2 separate regions of the Mus musculus genome follow, and region 1 is linked to region 2. Evidence: chromatin loops called from intact Hi-C (ENCODE). Cell type or tissue: heart. All regions are shown on one strand. Links, peaks and the distances in the headings refer to the core of each region. The heading gives the core; the rest is flanking DNA. Region 1 has its middle 24 kb from the start of Gm11494. Region 2 has its middle 24 kb from the start of Gm34726.

Region 1 (5,382 bases), core at 214-5,213, 62 kb before region 2:
TTCAGATGATGAGCACACCCATATCTTTCTATTCAGAAGACAGATGGGAGAAAAATGCAGTTTGGGGCAGTTACTCCAGTGCTCCTGCTTCCCTCCTCCCCTCCCTCCCTCCCTCCCTCCCTCCCTCCCATGCTTTCTTTTCCTTTCTCCCCTGCTCTCTTATTCATGAATCCACTTTATTATCTGCAAATACTAAGGGCTGTATTTTATTATACATTTCTTGGCCTTCTAGCTGCACTATATTAAGCTCTGTGGACTCAGACTTGTGTGTTGTCCTATAAGCCCGTGTCCCTGGGCCCTGACTCTTTCCCTCTTTCTTATCCCAGGTCTTTCTTTTTCTCTTACTATCATTTAACACTTACTAGCTCCACACACACAGCGCTATTCTCCATGCAAACAGCCGCACTGTGCCATACTGGCCAGGAGAGGGCATCAGGAGACCACAAGCCAGGTAAACCTTAGCATTGTGGTCGGATTTTTCCTTCCCTTTGGGAGCAGGAAACCCGACGATAGACAATAACAGGTTCTGGATGGTAATGTATGTTCCTAGTTCCCCGATTCTTTATGCCAGCAATGACGTTTTGGGTAGCAATTGAAACAGTAAGTTGTCTTTTCTTGATATGACCTCCAGCCGATCGCAACCGGGTCCAATCTCCCCGCGCAGCTACTGTACTGGTCTTCCCTAGTGTTAGGCACTTGCTGGAATAAACTGTGCGGGGAATTTCCAAATCCTAAGAAACCGCCACACCACAAGCTCACTTCCGGACTCTTATCATCTGGCCTATCCTGAATACATCTAACCCATTTCAACGCAAGCTAGAAAAAGTATGAAAGCCCTTCAGTAAGATGTCCTCAAAAATCCCTCGCTGTACCCAAAACGCATCTTTCATATTTGTTCTTCAGGAGCTTTGCGGGTTTGAGTGGGCGTCAGGGTGCAACCTCTGCAGCCCGCTGCAGTCCTGCTGGGTACAGGCCAGTTATTTACCGTCTCCAAACAGGCCTTTTACTGTGAGAAAATCGTGAGAAGGAGGAAAAGGGGAAATCATTTGGGCCAATTATCTCTGGCCGCTGTGGAAAATCAGAGACTATAGCGGCCACAGCCAGAAACAATATTTTTCTCCTGGGGCAGATTCTCTGCTAGAGTCAGAGTCATCAACTCCTGCAAACATGGCCCGAGTAACCAAGCACTTTATAGTCAGCCAAGATACGGCAAGCCATAAATTTAGAAGCCCAGGACTGTCCAGGGAAGCAGGGACTTAGGTTTTTTAGTACATCTCACACTAATTGCATAAACAGAGGCTCAAAGGCTCCAGATCAGAAGCCTGTGGAATCTTGTTCTCTAGTCTAGGCCATTTTCTCCCTCATCTCCTACTGCCCACTGAAGGGATCTCTCTAGAGGGCTGCTATCTTTTTAAGATGATGCAAGGATACAACTGTAGATTTTTTTTTTAAGATTTATTTTATTTATATGAGCACATTGTAGCTGTTTTCAGACACACCAGAAGAGGGCATCAGATCTCTTTACAGATGGTTGTGAGCCACCGTGTGGTTGCTGGGAATTGAACTCAGGACCTTTGGAAGAGCAGTTGGTGCTCTTAACCACTAAGCCATCTCTCCAGCCACCCCCCTTCAAAAAAAACCCCAAAACAAACTGTAGATTTTAATCTGGATGTGTGTGTGTGTATGTGTTAGTGTACAAGAGGCAAATATGTTTTTTAGAAAGAAGGCTATGTGTGATCTTCTACCAAGAGAGGGCGCCCTCTGAGTGAGAATTTTGCTGTTTAGCCTTTTTTATTATTATTTATTATTTTTTTTTAATGTCAGGAAACAAAATAAGCCAACTTTAACTAGATCGCTGGGTTCTAACTATACAAACTCGGGTTTGGAAACCTTGGGTCTATCCTAAGAAAATATTTGGCCCAGTAGAGCTGGCAAAACTAGGCTATGCCCACTTGGCCCCAGAAAACTGGCTCCCTCCCTCCCGTGTCACCAGTTTCCCAGCTTGCTTCGGTTGTCCTTTCTTCCTCCTCTGAAAAGCTCCTGGCCACAGTTCTGAATCCTAAATGGTTCCCTTCGCGGTTCAGCTTCCTGGCCTCTGAATCTCAGAACCCTGCACAGCCCAGGACTAGAGCACACACAAACTGTTATTCTAGGGTGCCTTGCTGTCTGGACTGTGGAGGCCTCAGACAGTAATTACTCACTCTACCCTCATTCCCAGCCTCAGGTCAGGCCCAGCAGACCTGCGACAAGGGTTTGTCACACTGGCGTGTTCACAAATCAGTCCCATCGTTTGACCATTATGGAGGTGTTGTCACAAGTGGTTGAGATTATCCCAGAGAGTCTAAAATCTATAGCTCTGTTGATTTGAGTTTCTCTGCTGAGGTGCTGGGGCAGGGGAGGAGTGGGGGAGGCGATTACTTTGCATGCCAAGGACTGTATCTGAGTTTTGGACAAAGAATAGGACATGTAGGTGTGAATTCCTCTTCTGGCACAAATATCTTGGCTGAGCCACCCCGACTCTCCTATCGTCTTTATTTCCTCTCCTGTGTTGAGAAAACCTTCAGGAGAGGTTGCTCACGGGCGCTATTTAGTCTGAAGATAAAAAGAGGATGTGGGTTGAGGCATTATCAGCCTCTTCAGGCTTCTCCTGACTGCAGTACCAAGAAACGCCCATTGGAGGGCGAGAGTGAGCAGAGTACTGTTCCTTTGGAAAAGCCATCTCCCACCCCCAATTTGCTCAACAATTCATAACTCATTTACTGGGTTTTAAAAAACACTTTGGATTGAGTTGGGGAGATGGCTCAAAAATTTGGTAAAGTTCTTGTCACATAAGCACGAGGACCCACATCAGATTCCCAGCATCCACGTAACTAAAGAGCCGTGCGCAGCAATTTGTGCCTGTTAATCCAGAGCTGGGAAGACAGAGACAGCAGGATCCCTAGCCAGGAGCTTGCTGACCAGTCAGGCTGTATGGATCAATGAGCTTTTAGCTCAGTGAGAGATGCTGCCTAGGAAAATTAAGATGGAGGATATTGAGCAAGATACCTGAAGACAAGCTCTGAACTCTTCATACAGGAACACGCATATCCACTCACATGCTTTTCCCGTGAAATAAGTTAGCCTGTGTGGACACAGCTCCTCTAGACAAATGCATCTTCTTCACTTATTGCTTTGTCTGGACCCCATTAACTACCTCGTTGAGCCAACTGAGAGCATTGCCAGGAAGACCTTAGGGGTTCCTTCTCGGGGGATGAGGTGTTGAAGTTACATCTTACCTTCTACCTGAAACCGGAGCTCTGCCCGGAAGCCTTGGGGAGGAAGGAGAAACAAAAAGTTTTCTCGGAAACCAACAATGCTTTGCGATTCGCCCTCCAATCAGGATCTCCAAATTTCACTAGGCTTTGACAAAAAGGCAATGGATACATTTCATATACGGCTGGGGAACAGAGACTACCCGTGGCAGTGGAGACCCAGGGGTGTCTGAGATGAAAGTGATCAATTATTCCAGTTCCTCGATGTGAAACTATTGCTCCTGAATATTGTATTGAGTTGTATATTGTGCTATCCGGGATACTCTTCTGCAAGTCAAATTCAACATTAGATTCAGGCAGTCAGGGGCACATAATAAAGAAGATACACTCCATTCAGTATCGACGGTGATGACCAATGGAGCTAAACTATAGTTTATATATGCTGTAACTCACAGATTTCTCCTTCCAACCCATCTTTCTGATGCATCAGACTTTTTTTGGTCACTCATGTGTTTATCAACCCTTGTTGGATCTCCATCACTCACAGACTAGTAAGACGTCTGCCATGGGGAGACCATCACAGTCGCATCATTGCCTGCTCTTCCCACATCCCCTGCTGATTTCCCAAGATCACGCTGCCTTGTGCATCATCCTTAGACTCCAGCTGTTTGTGTGTCTCGACGCTTGTAGTTCACACACCTTCCTTCTGCACACGCCCTTTCCAGTTGCCCACAAGTTCTTCCTAACCTGCGTCAGTCACTACATTTTGGGGGATGCTTTTAGGTATCGTCAGCCACTACCCTTTCATGCCTCTGCATTTAGTTTGTGTATGCATCTGTCTCCAGTTGTCTTCATTGTTTCTATAGACTCATTACTCTTCTCTATGGTCTGTGGAAGTAATGGTTTCTTATTATTTAACGTCCCGCTTTGATAAGAAGAGAATGTGACTACATACACTACATATTGGATAACACATTAAGAGAACCAAATGCCAAGAAACAGAAAGCCATATATATGTCCCCTTGAAAGCTAACTCTTGCTTTGAATAGACTGCTTTTTATTCCCACAAACCATCAGTTTTTCATAAATATGGGCAGTTGTAGACATAACTGTTTAAGAAATGGAATGTAACCATAATTATCTGTGAAGAGAACACAGAACTCTGGACTAAGACCCAAGTAAGAGCTAAACACAGTAGACAACGGTTAGACAGGCAAAGCTGAGGAGATGGCATTTGTGTGGCTATTTGTCACCATGAGGAAGAGGGGTTTCTCCCTTGGTTAGGAGTGAAGCATTCATGTGGACTCCAGGGTAAATAGTGTGAATGGACCGGTCCTCACCTTTATTTTAAAACACATGTAAGATACTTTCATGGGAAAAAACACAGGTATGGAACCTTGTAGTGTTTTCATGACTTTGTCAATGCTGCAGGATATTTTCTAAATATTACTTTTGATTTCTGCTATCCCTTCTTTTACAGCAGTTTTGCAGCAATGGGGAGGGGGGGTGCAATAATGCCATAGAGATGGCAACTTAAACTTGAGTAGAAGGTTCTCTTGACTTAACATTCACCAGCCATTCTATACCACAGGGATAAAATAGCTTTCTGGTTGCATGGAGGGCAAAGCGTCTTTCTTGCAACTCCCATGTTTTCTGTGTCCTGTCTACATAATTTTTGCCTGGCTTGCTTGCTGATTCGGGTTACATTTTGCCTATCTGTTTAGAGAAGTTCACTTCTTTGAACATTTGACACAGTCCTTCATTCTAGGCTCTGGGATGATGTAGGTGTTCACAGTAAGGGTCAACATCGTGGGCGTGACTTTTCAATGCACAGCATTTCAGATCAGATGCTCCCTGCAGGTGTTCTGAGGAGATGGAATCTGCTACTATTTTCTAGAAGTTTTATTCTTCTGGACTCCCATTTAAACAGCTGCTTTTCCAGCCCAGAGTTCTCTAGAGTACAAAATAACGATGTGTAGCTTGTCTGACCTGTCAGGGATATTAGAACCGAGACAGTCGGAATATGCCTATGTCTTCCATATATTTCTAGAAGTCTCCCCTATTGCTAAGAGATTCAGATGTATAATAGTTACATAGTGAACTATTCTTGTGGTCAGAGCCTTGGCCATCA
Region 2 (5,382 bases), core at 320-5,319:
AATGGAAAATATAAACATCATTATTTGTTGCTTGCCTTCTCAGGGAGATAGAGGATGAAACAGCATTCCTTTTTAAGATAATAGAAGCTTCAGACTTGGGTGTCTGCATTAGTCTGAATGTGTGACCTTACAGCAAAATACCTTAGACTGAATATTATAAGCAACAGAGGTTATTGAGCATACTTGCAGAGGTGGAGAGTTCAAGGTCAAGCTGCCAAGAGACTGAGGGGCTAGACCTTCTCAATGATGGTACCTTTTAGCTGTGTCCTTTTGAGGCAGGGATGAGCAAGCTTTCTCAAGTTCTTTTGTTTGCTTGCTTTTTCCTTTTGGTTCTCTTGTTTTGTTTTCCTGAAAAACACTAATCTCATTTGTGAGGAAGGTCCTTCAGTTCCTACCGATGCAGAGGCAATTGACAAATGCTACTTGCTGGCTTGCTCTTAATGGCTCGCTTAGTGTTAATCCAGAGAATTGCTAGAAAAACTGACTCCACCATTTTGGGCCAAATTTGGGAATATTAAGTACTGATCAAGGGATGGACTTTTGGTCAGGACCACTCCCTGGAATTTTCCAGTTGAGAATACCCTTGAGCCTCATGTTGCAGGAGTTTATAAGGACAAACCTATATACTTTCCCATGAGGCTTTGTTTTTTTCTGAGAACAACAACTCCCAGCATTCTAGGAAGTTACCTGGTTCCTGGGGCAGGTGGGGCTTATAGATTAATTTTGGGTATTACACTCAGCCTGTTTTCTTTTACAGCCCAAGGCTGTTACCTAGGGGTGACACAATCCACAGTAGGCTGGGCCCTTCCACACTAGTCATTGGATAAGAAAATGACCCACAGGCCAATCTGATGAAGGCATGATCTCAGCGCACGTTCTCTCTTTCTAGACGACTCTGTGGTAAGTTGATAAAAAGCTAACTAGAACAATTGGTTTGCTTTTCTGATGTTTTATTTATTTTTCAAGGATTAAACCCTAAGGGAAAAAGATTTTCAATAGAAGATATTTCAACTACACCAGGTTAGGTGGACTTAAAGGTAAACTAGACTTCACAGGATAAAAATTTTCAGTATCTTATTTAATTACTCCTGTTGAAGAAAGATATAGTCATGTTAAAATGTCTGTAAAGGGGGGATGGTGGTGGATAGAGAGATAGCTCAATGCTTAAGAACACTGACTGCTCTTCCTAGAGGATGTGAATTCAATTCCCAGCAACCACATAGAGGCTCACAACCATCTGTAATGAGCTCTGACGCCCTCTTCTGGTGTGTCTGAAGTCAGCTACAGCATACTTATGTATAATAATAAATAAATCTTTGGACCAGAGCAAGCAGGGACTGAGCGAGCAGAGTTGACTGGAGTGAGTGGGGCTGACCGAAATGTGCAGAGGTCCTAAAAATTCAATTCCCAACAACCACATGGAGGCTCACAACCATCTGTAAGGATCTGATGTCCTCTTCTGGTGGGTCTCAAGACAGTGACAGTGTACTTATATATTAAATATGTATATTAAGTAGAATTATGTATTATTATATTATGTATATATGCATGTATATTAAATTAATATTAATGTATATGAAATAAATAAATCTTTTTTAAAAAATGTCTGTAAGTGGACACGATCAAACACCTATGGAGATTCTCTCAGGCACCTGTGGAGGAGCCGATGGGGACCCTTGCTGGAATTCTAGGAGGAAAGTCTAGGGTAAGAAAAGGTGGGAAGGTCTTGGAAGGACTCTTGTGGCTCCCAGTCACTTTCTTCACAAACCCAAACTCCTTGTTGCTCAGGTCACTGTTTAAATCAGTGTCTAGATCTCACATTTGATTCTCCCTTGAGCCTTTTCCTGGGCTATGTTCCCAAGAACCACCTTGTAAAAGTCCTTCTTGAGCCACAGGCAAGAAGTCTCTCCCTTTTTTGCTCACCCAGGTTTGGGAAGGTCTTCAGAAGCTACTTGTGTTGACTTAAAGGTTTTCTTCTTTACATATCCATTTAGAGAACGAAAAGCACTCAACACATGGTTTTCCCTAAGCAAGGGCAGGTTTCCACTTCCTGTTAAATTATGCTAGGAAATCACACACCGTCTATCACCGTGTGACACACAGACTTCAGAGTCAGCCTGGAGTCTGATACGTGAGACTTTAGAGTCTGACCTTGCAAATCAAAGACCCGAGATTAGAAACTAGACTCCTGAGTAGGTAGCTGAGCACCGTGAAACTTAGCCAATAAATCAGACCCCAGCAAATTCCCCTCCAAGTCATTCGCACCAGCTACCTTTCCTTCACAGCCCTGCTATTGTTTGCAGACAGAATGGCTAAAAGTTATGTCTGATCCCTTGAGGGGCTCTATCAGGATTTATATCAGCAATTAGAGGCATGCTTTATAAAGAAGCTGAATGTATCCAACAGTACACTTTTAGGCAGGAAACAACAAGTTACTCCCATTCACTCCCAACCCACTACAGGACTTGTCTGAACACTTTATCTTGGTCCAGCTGCCAGAAAGCATTTCATTCTCTTTCCTTGCATGCGGGGAACCGCCTTTCCTTGGCTATCTGAACTCGGAAACGTTTAACATTCTCCCAGGAAATAACTCCATTCAAAGCTATTGTTTTCAAGTGCTAGAGTGATTGACTTGAAAGTAGCTTGCGTAAATCAGTACTGTTGATTACTAAACACAATGGTAATTACTAGGGAGGATAAGTTAACACAATAGAGTCATGGGTGATATGGGGCAATTGAAAGCAGAGCCTACAGTGGGATTTTAATCGCATGCATTGCAGTTAAGGAAACCAGACTGGCTGGCAGGTGTGTAGCCTGGGTGCGTATTTCTTGTTGCAATTTCTTCATGGTAAAATTGTTGATCCTAGTTTCTGCACATCTGTACCTGCTGCCCTTCCAATTTCCTCCACCAGTATGTCAAATAAACATTATGAATCAGATTTTCCTAAGTTAGGGATGTGTGGTGGGCCATGCTTCTCTATCCTAACAATAGAGATTCACTTGAATTAGCCAAGTATGCTAGCCTGGCCAGCCAGAGAGCCCTAGGCATCTGAAGTGTGATGCTTTTTCAGTGATAATGGTGTTTTCCTCACCTGTTTTCCTAATGTTCAGGCTCAGCTTTGGGTGTGAAATGAACATTCAGAAAATAGTTATTAGCTGAACACCTTATGATACTCAGTAGCTGATTAAGTCAAGAAAAGTTTCCAAATCTGTATGTGGAAATAGGCTAGTGGTGTGTGGATGTACTAATGAGGGCCTAAAGCTGGTTCAGGAATGGAGAGCTCTAGTCAGTAGACTTCACTTGTGAGCTGACTCATTTAATGACTGATGTTTATAAAAAAGATAAAGAGGTATAAGAAATGTTCTGTGGGGGCGTGGTGAGATGTTGGGGAAGAGGGTGCCTCAGTGGGCCCATGCTGAGGCATCCCTTCCTCCTGAGGGACCAGCCACACAACGGTATAGTATAGAATAGTTTATTTAGGGCATAGGGAGGGGAGTTACGAGGGTAGTAGAGGTAGAGAAAGGCAGAGAGAGGAAGAGAGTAGAGAAGTAAGGCTGGCCATGACCACATGGAGAGAGGAGGAGCAAGACACGAGAGAGAGAGAGAGAGAGAGAGAGAGAGAGAGAGAGAGAGAGAGAGAGAGAGAGAGAGAGAGAGGCAAGAGTAAGAGAGGGAGGAGGGGGCAAGCAGCCCCTTTTATGGTGGGTCAGGCCTACCTGGCTGTTGCCAGGTAATTGTGAGGTGGAGTTTAGACTGAATGCTAACAATGGCCCTAGATATTAAATATGTGACAGCATTTTTAATGCTCTGTGTGACATGAAGTAGGTAGGAGAAAGCTTGGCAACTCATTAGGGTGCTGGGATAAACCACTCTGACCAAAACCATCTTGTGGGAGGAAAGAGTTGATTTCAGCATGTGTTTCCAAGGTCACAATCCATTATTAAGGAAAGTCAGGACTGGAACCTGGAGGCAGGAACCATGGAGTAAGACTGTATACTAACTAGGTCACTCACTATCTTCTGGACTCTAAGGAGCTTGGGTAGGTCCACGGCTCCAGCTCTGCCATCTTCAACACATACAGTTTATCTGGCAGAAGACTCCTTCAAAAACTCTAGTCTTGTGGAAATAGGGAATTTAATACAGGATTCACTTTGTTGCTTCTATTATTATTATTACGTGACTTTGAAGACAAGTCACAGACTTTGACGAGAGAGGCCAAGTAGCAAGGTCATGAGAGTGGCTTCTAGAACCAAAGAACAGTCTTTAAGAGCTGAGAGAAGTCAGAGCTCAGGAACCTAGCTATGTCATACTGTGCTGTGCTGTGCTGTGCTGTGCTATGCTATGCTTGTGTGTGTCCCTGAGTTTAATTAGGGTTGCTTGAATGGGCATGTGTAGGTATATGTAGTATATTTCCCGGAGCATGGGCAATCTATCAGTATTGATACCACTAAAGACAGATTACTCCCCAGCCCTGCAACCATTAACTGTCAAAAGCTATTCAGGACTGAGAAAGGCTTCTTCTATTTTCTTTCAGGACTGGTTGGGAACTAACCAAGCTAGCTAAGCTGGGTAGCCAGAGAATCCTAAGCATCTGCCTGTCTCTGCCTCCCTAAAGATGCAATTACAAATGTGTATTATAATCTGCAAGAAGGAAGTAGATGTGAGATCCCACCCCTAACCAAGAAACTATTTGTAATTGATGCCCATTGGCTGGCAGTGGGAAAAATCAGTTTTCTCCAATACAATTGTCACTGAGCGTATCAACCACATTCCAGTGCAGGACCCATACCCAGGAGTAGTTGGCCAAACACAACATGAACTCAATGGTATTTCTGTGGACTCTTTGATGTGTGTGTGAGTGTGTGTGTGTGTGTGTGTGTGTGTGTGTGTGTGTGTGTGTGTGTGTATGTATTTTATTGGTCCCTTAACTGTTTTGAGTTTTGTTTTATAGAATTTTTTTAACTTTCTTAATTTTTTGTTCTACTTTTCCTAAGAGAGAGGAAGGAAGGAAAAGCAAAGATGGAACAGAGACACATGTTGCAAATTTATCCCATAGAAAATTTAATATAAAAGTGTATGCTCCCATACCTGTATTTTCTACCACCCCTACCCCCCCACAAGTTCTGAGGACCAAACTCTGATTCTTGTGTTTGCAAGGCAAGCTCTTTATTGGTGATGCTATCCTCCTGGGCCCTAGGCCTGGACTTCTGACTTACAGAAACCATGCAGTTGGTAATGGCTATTGCTTTAAGTCAGCAGTCTTGGGGTGGTTGGCCCTGCAACAGCAGAGAACGGAGAAAGTGTAATCTGATCCACTCGGCTTCTTTTTTTTTTTTTTCTCTTCTCATCCTTATCTAGGATTTAAAAGGACCTTTCATAAT

The links. Peaks named below come from ENCODE experiments on the same cell type or tissue, not always from the same donor. Only the 100,000 strongest peaks of a DNase experiment are listed, where the experiment ranks them.
Region 1: it touches region 2 in a loop (2.5-fold over the local background); 6 of 42 quality-filtered maps call a loop at or near these places.

Annotation. Positions count from the first base shown.
Region 1 is chr11:90,165,225-90,170,606 of GRCm38, reverse strand. No RefSeq gene overlaps it. Among named protein-coding and RNA genes, the nearest start is that of Gm11494, 24 kb to the right of the region's middle. In heart, for the core only: CTCF peaks have their summits at 1,522 (motif pointing right), 1,727 (motif pointing right) and 2,673; no DNase peak of the experiment used is centred there; H3K4me3 peaks cover 345 bases; H3K27ac peaks cover 344 bases.
Region 2 is chr11:90,103,404-90,108,785 of GRCm38, reverse strand. No RefSeq gene overlaps it. Among named protein-coding and RNA genes, the nearest start is that of Gm34726, 24 kb to the left of the region's middle. In heart, for the core only: no CTCF peak of the experiment used is centred there; a DNase peak (open chromatin) is centred at 2,515; H3K27ac peaks cover 244 bases.